Regions from separate parts of the Homo sapiens genome. Here region 2 is linked to region 1. A link is a contact called in ENCODE Hi-C or POLR2A ChIA-PET data. All regions are on one chromosome and are shown on one strand. Each heading gives the region's core, a stretch centred on a gene start or an enhancer-like site at or near the end of the contact. The rest is flanking DNA. Distances are from core to core; before and after follow the strand shown. Region 1 overlaps FBLIM1 (filamin binding LIM protein 1). Region 2 overlaps SPEN-AS1 (SPEN antisense RNA 1).

Region 1 (5,680 bases), core at 1,628-4,127:
CCCAGCACTTTGGGAGGCTGAGGCGGGCGGATCACAGGGTCAGGAGATAGAGACCATCCTGGCTAACACGGTGAAACCCCATCTCTACTAAAAATACAAAAAACTAGCCGGGCGTGGTGGCGGGCGCCTGTACTCCCAGCTATGTGGGAGGCTGAGGCAGGAGGCAGGAGAATGGCGTGAACCCGGGAGGCAGAGCTTGCAGTGAGCCGAGATCGTGCCACTACACTCCAGCCCGGGTGACAGAGCGAGACTCCATCTCAAAAAAAAAAAAAAAAAAAAAAAAGAACGTAAGTTCTACGAGACAGGAACCCTGTTTAAGGCCAAGTCCCCATCCCAGCACAGGCCATGGGTATCTGCTGATGAGTGCCTGAATCTAGTCCAGTCCCTTCATTTCACAGGTGGGATACCAAGGTCCAGGGAGGAGTGGGCTCTGCCCCAGGTCACACAGCTGGTTCTGGAGCTGGGACCAGACTGGGTCTCCAGGATCTGGCTCCAGGGGCCTTTCTGTGACTCCACAGCCCACACAGCTTCAACACCAGCACAAACATTAATATTTTCTATTTTTCAAATCACCAAAGGATTTCAGAATGAGGAACACAGGGACTCGGGGCCCAAATTCTACCAACGTCACTGTTCTGCCCCAGAAACCTCACCTGGGCACATGCTAGAGAATAACAGGGGGGACAATTTGCGCGCAGAGACTTGGTTCTGGGCACCCTTTGGAAGCTGCACTGATCCCACAAAAGAGTCCTTATAGGGGGCCAGGCGCAGTGGCTCACGCCTGTAAGCCCAGCACTTTGGGAGGCTGAGGCGGGCGGATCATGAGGTCAGGAGTTTGCGACCAGCCTGGCCAACATGGTGAAACCCCGTCTCTACTAAAAATATAAAAATTAGCCGGGCGTGGTGGTGGGTGCCTGTAATCCCAGCTACTCATGAGGCTGAGACAGAATTGTTTGAACCCGGGAGGAGGTTGCTGAGATCGCGCCACTGCACTCCAGCCTGGGAGACAGGGCAAGACTCCGTCTCAAAAAAAAAAAAAAAAGAGTCCCTATAGGGACTACTTTGGGGTCACAGGTGGCCCTCCTTATGCAGTAGGGACCAGGGTCTGCAATCTGCCTTCCTCCATGGCCAGCTGGGTGAGGCACCCCTGTGTGTCTCCTCCCTACAAGGCCACTTGAGTCTCTCAAGTAGACCATGGGCTATACAACTGCACCATCTGTGCCACCTGTTTGGCACTGTAAGAACACATGCCAGAGGGCCACATGAGACCCCTCCTAAATTAGAACCAATTGGAAGAAACACCTTATCTACCACCAAGTCTCACAACCTCTGCAAGGCAGCTGTGCGGTGGCTGAAACCTCACTGAACCCAGCCCACACAAGCATGGCTGGAACCACTTTTCTGAGACTGTTTGCCTGTTTCCCATCCTTTTTTTTTTTTTTTTTAAGATAGAGTCTCACTCTGTCACCCAGGCTAGAGTGCAGTGGCATTATCATGGCTCACTGCAGCCTCCACCTGTCAGGCTCAAGCAATCCTCCTGCCTCAGCCTCCAGAGTAGCTGGAACTACAGACAGGTACCACCATGCCTGGCTAATTTTTAAACATTTATGGTAAGATGAGGTCTTACTGCGCAGGCTGGCTTCGAACTCCTGGGCTCAAGTGATCCTCCTGCCTCAGCCTCCCAAAGTGCTGGGATCACAGGTGTGAGCCACCACACCCCACCAGTTTCCCCATGTGAAATGGGGACAATAAATCCCATCTCACAAGACTGTCACTAGGATTAAACAAGGTGATGTCAATGAAAGCATTTTATAAATTAAAAAATACTACCTACAGGCCAGGTGCGGTGGCTCACACCTGTAATTCCAGCTCTTTGGGAGGCTGAGGTGGGCGGATCACGAGGTCAGGAGATCAAGACCATCCTGGCTAACACAGTGAAACCCCATCTCTACTAAAAATACAAAAAATTAGCCAGGCGTGGTGGCAGGCGCCTGTGGTCCCAGCTACTCGGGAGGCTGAGGCAGGAGAATGGCGTGAACCCGGGAGGTGCAGCTTGCAGTGAGCCGAGATTGCACCACTGCACTCCAGCCTGGGCGACAGAGCGAGACTCCGTCTCAAAAAAAAAAAAAAAAAACAATACTACCTACATATAAAAGTATTGTTATCCTTCCAACAATAGTCATAAATAATATGGACCCCAAAGCAAGTAGAAATGGTGAGATGTGGGTGTGGGCAGTGCAGGGAAACCCATTTTTCTTCTTAGTTAACAGCACTCAACTCCTTCCAGGCTGCTGCAGTTCAAGAGCCTCATTATTTTTTTTTTTTTTTTTTTGAGACAGAGTCTTGCTCTGTTGCCCAGGCTGGAGGATTAGAGTGCAGTGGCACAATCTCTGCTCACTGCAACCTCTGCCTCCAGGTTCAAGTGATTCTCCTGCCTCAACCTCCCAAGTAGCTGGGACTACAGGTGTGCGCCACCATACCCAGCTAATTTTTTTTGAGACAGAGTCTCACTCTGTCTCCAGGCTGGAGTGCAGTGGTGCAATCTCGGCTCACTGCAACCTCTGCCTCCCGGATTCAAGAAATTCCCCTGACTCACCCTCCCGAGTAGCTGGGACTACAGACACACGCCACCACACCCAGGTAATTTTTGTATTTTTAGTAGAGATGGGGTTTCACCTTGTTGGCCAGGATGGTCTCCATCTCTTGACCGCCTGCCTCAGCCTCCCAAAGTGCTGGGATCACCAGCATGAGCCACCATGCCTGGCCAAGAAGCCTCATCTTCTGACACATAACTGCTGGAGTCCAAATGCCGACTTACTACACCACCTCGGCCAAGTCATCAAGGACTACCGGGGGGGTTTATTCGCTTCCTGGCCAGGCTCAGGAAGGTGCCAGTCACTGCTGGAACTCGTGAGGATGATGTTGGGGATAACAGCACTTAAACTTCCTCACTGGGCTTTCAAAATGCATTATCAGCAGGACTTTGACCTATAACCAACAAAGACAATGTAATTACTCAGCAATTTATCAACTTCTCTACCCAGCTCCTTTGATAACCTCAGTGAAAATAGCCTCTGGGTTCCAGTATCTGTTTAAATAAATGGGAGTGAACAGGTGTGTCGAAATACTCATCGGCTGAGTAAGAGATCTGCTCTGGGGCTCTCCACTTAGGTCCCCGCATAAAAGTTGCCACCTTGTCACCATCACCGGAGAAGACAGAAGCTTCAGTGACAAGGAGCCAGCTGTAGAAGGGGTGGGAGAGGATTTCTGAGCCTCCTCAGCAGGACTGACTACATAATTTGTACGATCTAGGACAAAATAAAAATGTGGGGCCCCTTGTTCAAAAATTAAGAATTTTGACTGGGTGTGGTGGCTCACGCCACCCAGCACTTTGGGAGGCCAAGGCGGGCAGATCACTTGAGATCAGGAGTTCAACACCAGGCTGGCCAACATGGCGAAACCCCATCTCTACTAAAAATACAAAAAATTACCCGGGCATGGTGGTGTAAGCCTGTCATTCCAGCTACTCAGGAGGCTGAGGCAAGAGAATTGCTTGAACCTGACAGGCAGAGGTTGCAGTGAGCCGAGATAGCGCCACTGTACTCCAGCTTGGGTAACAAAGTGAGACTCAGTCTCTACAAAAAAAAAATTTAAGAATTTCAGGCCGTGCGCAGTGGCTCATGCATGTGATCTCAGCACTTTGGGAGGCCAAGGTGAGAGGATCGCTTGAGCCTAGGAGTTCAAGACCAGCCTGGGCAAATTTTTGTAGAGAAGTCAACTCTACAAAAATTTTAAAAATAAAAAAATTAGCTGGGCGTGGTGGTGCGCACCTGTACTTCCAGCTACTCAGGATGCTAAGGTGAGAGAACTGCTTGAGCCCAAAAGTTCGTTCAAGGCTACAGTGAGCTATGATCACACTACTGCACTCCAGCCTGACTCCAGTCTCTGTCTCTATTAAAAACAAACAAACAAACAAAAATCAAGAATTTAAAGACAGCAATAGCAGAACTTCAAAACTAGCATAGGACCCTTCTGATCACCAAGCCACATGTGATGACTCCTGGGCCCTTCTTCCTGGGACAACTGCACCAGCTTCTAATCAGCTCGCCCATCTCAGCCTGACCCCTCTCTGCAGCCTGAAGTCCAGACTCTCTAGCCTGGCACCATAGTCCTTTCCTTCTCTCTGACCTAATCATTAACCATAACCCCAGCCCTCTACACTCCAGTCACATCTACAAACTTCCACTTCTGGCCGGGTGCAGTGGCTCACACCTGTAATCCCAGCACTTTGGGAGGCTGAGGCAGGTGGATCACTTGAGGTCAGGAGTTCAAGACCAGCCTGGCCAACGTGGTGAAATCTCATCTCTACTAAATACAAAAATTAGTCAGGTGTGGTGGCACATGCCTGTAGTCCCAGCTGCTTGGTAGGCTGAGGCAGGAGAACCGCATGAACCCAGGAGGTGGAGGTTGCAGTGAGCTGAGATCGCACTGGTGCACTCCAGCCTGGGTGACAGAGTGAGACGCCATCTCAAAAAATAAATAAATAAAAATTTAATAAAAACAATTTAAAAGAGACAATTTCTAAGTGAAAAAGTAACATTCAAAAGAGTTGATCTAGGCTGGGTGCAGTGGCTCATGCCTGTAATCCCAGCACTTTGGGAGGCCGAGGCAGGTGGATCACCTGAGGTCAGGAGTTCAAGACCAGCCTGGCCAACATGGAGAAACAACATCTCTACTAAAAATACAAAAATTAGCCGGGCGTGGTGGCACGCACCTGTAATCCCAGCTACTCAGGAGGCTGAGGCAGGGAGAATTGCTTGAACCAGGGAGCTGGAGGTTGCAGTAAGCCAAGATCATGCCACTGCACTCTAACTTGGGAGACAGAGTGAGACTGTCTCAAAAATAAAAAAACGCTGGGCACGGTGGCTCACGCCTGTAATCCCAGCACTCTGGGAAGCTGAGGTGGGCAGATCACCTGAGGTCAGGAGTTTGAGACCAGCCTGACCAACATGGAGAAACCACATCTTTACTAAAAATACAAAACATTAGCTGGGCGTGGTGGTGCATGCCTGTAATCCCAATTACTCGGGAGGCTGAGGCAGGGGAATCGCTTGAACTCGGGAGGTGGAGGTTGCAGTGAGCTGAGATCACGCCATTGCACTCCAGCCTGGGTAACGCGAGTGAAATCCCATCTCAAAAAAAAAAAAGAAAAAGAAGCTTCCACTTCCTCTGATTCTTCAGGCTTGCTCGTGTTACCGTGGATTTTTGTAGCTCTTTTCCCCTTTCTGGACTTCTCCCCTCTATGAATATCTGGCAAACTCCTACTCATCCTGCAAGGCCCAGTCAAGCATTGCCTCCTACATGAGTGCCTTTGATTCTACCATCCTGGTTAGACCATCACTGCCTTCTTTATCCCAAAGCTGATTTATTTTTTATTTTTATTTATTTATTTTTAAGACAGGGTTTCACCATGTTGCCCAGGCTGGTCTCGAACTCGTGAGCTCAAGTAATCCACCCATCTCAGCTTCCCAAAGTGCTGGGATTACAGGTGTGAGGCACTGCACCAGGCCCCCAAAGCTGATTTCTACATTCTCTTGCCCAGCACCTGGAAAAGGCACTGTGGTGTGGATCTGTCCAGCATCCTCTTCTCCCTTCCTCCAGTTGTAACAACCCCTCCTTT
Region 2 (5,680 bases), core at 1,463-3,962, 53 kb before region 1:
AAGAGGAAGTGCGGTCCACTATGGTTACCACCGCCCAGCTCAATTCGGCAGAGGGAGAAGCAGCTGCGGCCTAGGCCCTCTGCACCCACGCACCGAGGCCGAGGCCAGGGCCCGCCCCGCCGGCCTGAGTGGAGGACTGTGGCGGGCACTAGGAGCCCCACCCCGTTCCAATGAAAATGACACCTTTTAAAACCATTTTGATTTTTTTTTTTTTTTTAAAGGCCGGGCGTGGCGGCTCACACCTGTAATCTCAGCACTTTGGAAGGCCCTGGCGGAAGGATCTCTTGACGTCAGGACTTCCAAAACAGTTGGGCAACACAGCAAGACCCCGTTCCCAGGCTGGGGGCAAAGCCGGGCTCGGTGGCTCACGCCTGTAATTCCAGCACTTTGGGAGGCCGAGGTGGGCGGATCACCTGAGCTCAGGAGTTCGAGACCAGCCTGACCAACATGGTGAAACCCATCTCTACTAAACATACAAAAATTACCCGAGCGTATTGGCGGGCGCCTGTAGTCCCAGCTACATGGGAGGCTGAGGCAGGAGAATCGCTTGAACCCGGGAGGCGAAGGTTGCAGTGAGCCGAGACTGCGCCACTGCACTACAGCCTGGATGACAAGAGACTCCCGTCTCAAAAAAAAAAAAAAAAAGACACCTTTCTTTGGGCTTAGTGAGCAAACATTCTACGCAGTGCCTAATATAAGCCGGCCCAGGCACCACCCAAGCCTTCGGCCAGGACTGTTTTCCCGTTTCGAGAAGGCTCCATCACACTCCACACGGGATCCAGTCAACAGCCGTTCCAAACATGGCGCGGGAAGGGGTGGAAGACAAGCCAGCGCGACGCCGTCCAGCCTCATCCCCGGGGCACAAAGGGGAGACTAATCTCCAGGAAACTCGGGGTACAGAATCGATAACCCCACAAGAAACTAGTTTCCGCGAGTGGGCCTTAAGGAAAAAGTAGGTCGGGCACAAGCGAGCTGTTCAGACGCACTTCACAGCAAAGACTCGCGGACAACACAGCGAGACGAAAACGGCCCCGTGCGCAGGCGCGCGGAAACACGACTAGCGCGCTTCGGGACGACCCCTCCCCCTTCCCTCAAAGGCCAAGGAAGTGGCTCCGACGCGCTTGCGCGAGGACGGAATGTTGAGGGGAGGGGGAATTCTTTCCCTTCATTGTCAGAGAGAACCGCCCCCGCACGGCGAGCGCGCGCGCGCTCACGCACCACTCTCACACTCCGGCGCGCCAAAGGCTTTCCGCTTGGCGTCTCGCGCATGCGCGGAGGGGGAAGCAGTGGCGAAATTGGATGCTTTTTGCTGAGTTTCTCAGAGAAGTTTCTGGAAAGATGGAGCCAAAGGGACGCTGGGGGGTGGGGAGCGCCAGGAAGCAAGCGTTTGAAAGAAAGCGAAAAAACCCAAGCGCACCGCGACACCTCCAACCTTCAAGCCACGGCCCAAGCAGAGCCCAAGGCCACTGAGACCCTCACGCCAGAGAAAAAGCACAGGGACCGCGGCAGCCGCTCCTCCCTCTGCCACTGCTCAGCCCCCGAGACTCCCCAGCACGGGGAGAGGGCAGGGGGTAGCCATGAGAAACCTAGAGCGCTCACTGGACTTTTGCGAGGTGGAAGGAAAGCCGAAACCCGCCCTTTGGAGCCGCCTGTGCGCACGGGCCCCGTCGAGTGGGCTCAGTACGTTAGGACTCAGCGTGGCCGCCAAAGCATTGGTTGGGGGCGTCTTTCACTAATTTTTCCTAGGTTTTCTCTTCTATCGGGCTCTGTGGTCCTTTCACCACCCATCTTCACTTTGGTGGCCTGACGCTAACGCTGCGAGTTGGGGAAACCGTAGTAACCCCGGGCCTGAGGGGCGTCCCGGGCGGCGGTGCTCCGTTTCTTCCAGCGGTTGCCCCTTTAAGAAAAAGCCCCCCGGAGAGGGGCCCGTGTGGCTGAGTAAAGGTGGCGTGCGCCCGCACAAAGGCGCCGCGTTGTTGGCGGGCTCCGGACCCTGTTGCCCCTGGGCGGGGCGGCGTGGGAAGACCGGGGCGCCTGGGCGGGGAGAACGACGTTGGCGCTAGCGGGGCAGGGCAGGGGGAGGGAGTCACGGGATTTAGCAGGTGCTTCTCCGCGACCGAGCGACTGCCATTTTGTGGTGCGGCCGCCGCCATTTCGCGCGGCCGAGGGGCGGGGTGTGGGCGGAGCGGCGGGCGCGCCCGGGCTGTCCCTCGGGGCGGCGGGCTAACGCGGCCGCTTTGTTCTTCGCTTCTCGGCTCGAGGCCCCAGTCTCGACCGCCGACCGCCTCGGAACCGGGCTGCATCCGAGCTGCCACGCGGCGTGTGAACCTTGAAGCGCGGCCGGGGAATCCGCAAGGCGCCGACTCTCTTCCTCCTTGCAAGCCCTTCGAAAGTGAGATTTCTCACCCCACCCTTGCAGGGTGGAGAGAACACGTTTCAAAAAGGGGATGCCTAGAACTCAGCCGTGGGAAGTGCCTGTCTAAAGCCTTGTGCTGGTGCCAGTAGCAAACCCGTGCGCGTGCTCGGCTTTGAGCGATCATGGAGCTCTGCAAATAGCTCAACTGCAGAGCGTGCCCCTTAGAGCTCCTGTGCTGCTGGGAGGCCTCATAAAGGTGCCAAAACCAGGTGTCCCCAGCGGTTGGCCTCTTTAAAAAGAAAAAAAAAAAAAGGCGGAGTGGGATGTCCTTGACGTGCTGAAAGACGGAGTAGAATGAGACGTTGGTTTTCATTGGCTGGCCATTAAGCACGCACTGCGCAACTGTTTTCCAGATACGGGTTTATAGCCCATTATTTATATCGGAGCCATAAACTTGAACAATAGATTGGAATATCTTATTTTTGCCTGTTGAGAATATCTCCCATTTAACTTCTTTTGAAAGTTCAGATGAGTATATAAATAATACATTGACCCAGTAGAATCTATTGTGTGCGTTCCAGCGTCATTTCAAAGAGCTATTGTTTTTCTGATTTCAAAAGAAATATTTAAATGTGAGTCTTTGTGTTTTAATGTTAACCTTGTGGTTCGAAATCAACAAAGCCAGGAAATTCAAGAGAACTGCTGCTAAATTTGTCTTCTTCCTTTGCTTTCGTACAAGGTTTTTTTGTTTAATTTTTTTTAAGTTTTTCTTCACAGCGTGAGTACATAGAAGAGCCAGCCCTTTATATTCTTACTATGTATAATTATAGGGAGTTATTTCAGTAACAGGAGGTAAAGCTCATAATGATAGGATGAAAAGGTAAAAGAACATCTGTTGAAGGAATCGATCAGGATTTGATGGCTTCCAGATGAAAGAAATATCTGAGAAGAGGCTTTTGGATTCCAAATAATTTAGTTTCATTATGACCAAAAGCACTGCATAGAGCTTTAAATTTTTATACCGTATCTTTTGACATCAACTATCCTTTTTTTTTTTTTTTTTTTAAGACAAGGTCTCTGTTTTTTGCAGTAACGAAATCACAGCTCACTGCAGCCTCGACCTCCCTGGACTCAGGTTATCCTCCCACCTCAGCCTCCTGAATAGCTGAGAATAGGCGCGAATCACCACGCTGGGCTTTTTTTTTTTTTTTTTTTTTTTTTTTTGAAGGAGGCTCGCTCTGTCACCCAGGCTTGAGTGCAGTGGATCTTGGCTCACTGCAACTTCCGCCTCGGGGAGTAGCTGGGACTACAGGCACGCCTCAGCACGCCCGGCGAATTTTTGTATTTTTAGTAGAGATGGGGTTTCACCATGTTGGCCAGCATGGTCTCCATCTCCTGACCAAGTGATCCGTCCGCCTCGACCTCCCAAAGTGCTGGGATTTCAGGCATAAGCCACCGTGCCTGGCGCTGGGCTAAGTTAACCTTTTGTAGTGACGGTTTCACCATGTTGCCCCGGCTGGTCTTGAGCGTCTAGGCTCAAGAGATCCTCTCAAAGTGTTGAGCTTACAGGCGTGAGTCACCGCGCCTGGCCTATCCTTCCTTTTGGCGGTGAGAGCTTACAGAATTTTTTTTTAAATGCTGTGTTTTTTTTCTTTTTTGTCTGCACAATGAAAATGAAATAGTGTAAAACTATTAGTTTTAGTGGAAATTTGGAATCTGTTACAGTAGCCTGATAACTCAGGTAAATTATTATGGCTCTAATTAGCTGGGCAGTTTAGATTCGAAGAATGATTGCCCAGCACTTGAACAGACTAGAAGGGTCTGTTTAAACACTCCTAATTCCTGGGGTTCATTTTTATTTATAAAACACATACTTTGGGCCAGGCGCAGTGGCTCACGCCTGTAATCCCAGCCCTTTGGGAAGCCAAGGCGGGCGGATCACGAGGTCAGGAGATCGAGCCCATCCTGGCTAACACGGTGAAACCCTGTCTCTACTAAAAAAAAAAATACAAAAATTAGCCGGGCTTGGGGGCGGGCGCCTGTAGTCCCAGCTACTCGGGAGGCTGAGGCAGGAGAATGGCATGAACCCCGGGAGGCGGTGCTTGCAGTGAGCCGAGATCGTGCCACTGCACTCCAGCCTGGGCGACAGAGCCCAAAACAGATGCTTTATACCTTTAACCATTACATTTAACACAGAAAGCACATACTTTTATTGTACAAAAAATGGCGTTGATTTGTATTTTCTTAAAGAGTGGGTGGTGGCTGGGCGCGGTGGCTCACGACTGTAATCCCAGCACTTTGGGAGGCCGAGGCAGGCGGATCACCTGAGGTCAGGAGTTGGAGACCAGCCTCAACATGGAGAAACCCGTCTCTACTAAAAATAGAAAATTAGCCAGGCGTGGTGGTGCATGCCTGTAATCCCAGCTACTCCGGAGCCTGAGGCAGGAGAATTTCTTGACCCTGGGAGGCAGAGGTTGCGGTAAGCCGAGGTCGCGCCATTGTACTCCAGTCTGGGCAAGAAGAGCGAAACTCTTGTCTCAAAAAAAAAAAAAAAAAAAAGAGTGGGTGGTGTTTGCACAGTTAACATCTCCCTTATGACCAATGGCGTACATTTGCAAAACAGTTAAACAGAAATCCAGAGCTAACCTCCTCCCCCATCCTCATATCGACCTTAAGACTTTTTCCAGCTTCCTAAACCGAAAAAACCCAAACACTGTTGGAACTAGTGAACTTTAAATATGCAGAGAACCATGTTCAAATAAACAGATTTTGAATCACCACAATTTCATGATCTGCCCTAGAGGTGAAAAGGCCTTTGTTTATGTAGTCCTGTATCTCATTTGTGTTTGTCAAGCTAGACCAGACTAGTGAATTCCAGAATTGCCAATTCATTGTTCATGTAGTTTTTCTTTCTTACTCTAAAACTGAGGTGTCTGAATTAATTTGTACCACATTTGTGTTCCCTAAAAGAGGGTAGATGTTAACCAAAACTTTGATTACACCCAGATTCTTAAGACAGTCAAGGCAGTATAGAAATGGTGTGGGCTGGGCTGGGTGCAGTGGCTCAACGCCTGTAATCCCAGCACTTTGGGAGGCCGAGGCAGGCAGATCTCGAGGTCAGAGATCGAGACCATCCTGGCTAACACGGTGAAACCCCGTCTCTACTAAAAATTAAAAAAAAAAATTAGCCGGGTGTGGTGGTGGGCGCCTGTAGTCCCAGCTACTCGGGAGGCTAAGGCAGGAGAATGGCGTGAACCTGGGAGCCGGAGCTTGCAGTGAGCCGAGATCGTGCCACTGCACTCCAGCCTGGGCGACAGAGCGAGA

The links. A loop is a pair of places that touch in the nucleus more often than their neighbours do. ChIA-PET counts read pairs that join two places held with the same protein, here RNA polymerase II (POLR2A). Pooled maps may share reads with other maps.
Region 2: POLR2A ChIA-PET joins it to region 1 with 19 read pairs in PC-9. The contact joins two enhancer-like sites. A Hi-C loop is called at or near these places in 13 of 168 maps with a recorded cell type or tissue (Caco-2, Calu3, HCT116 and 10 more) and 13 of 50 pooled maps. POLR2A ChIA-PET finds 5 or more read pairs at or near these places in 28 of 52 experiments (A549, A673, AG04449 and 23 more).

What each region holds. Positions count from the first base shown.
Region 1 is chr1:15,778,173-15,783,852 of GRCh38, reverse strand. All of the region lies in intron 8 of FBLIM1 (filamin binding LIM protein 1), which reads right to left. Among named protein-coding and RNA genes, the nearest start is that of FBLIM1, 22 kb to the right of the region's middle. Within about 2 kb of position 2,877, at least 7 of the 41 ENCODE cell types and tissues checked have a DNase peak (open chromatin) inside an H3K27ac peak, as active enhancers do; they include PC-3 and PC-9, where a contact is called at or near this core.
Region 2 is chr1:15,831,448-15,837,127 of GRCh38, reverse strand. It overlaps SPEN-AS1 (SPEN antisense RNA 1), which reads left to right. Exons shown (of 2, transcript NR_024279.1): 2 at 222-2,913. Among named protein-coding and RNA genes, the nearest start is that of SPEN, 13 kb to the left of the region's middle. RefSeq lists enhancers at 960-1,009, 1,240-1,289, 1,480-1,589, 1,155-2,140 and a silencer at 2,030-2,259. Within about 2 kb of position 2,712, at least 41 of the 41 ENCODE cell types and tissues checked have a DNase peak (open chromatin) inside an H3K27ac peak, as active enhancers do; they include PC-3 and PC-9, where a contact is called at or near this core.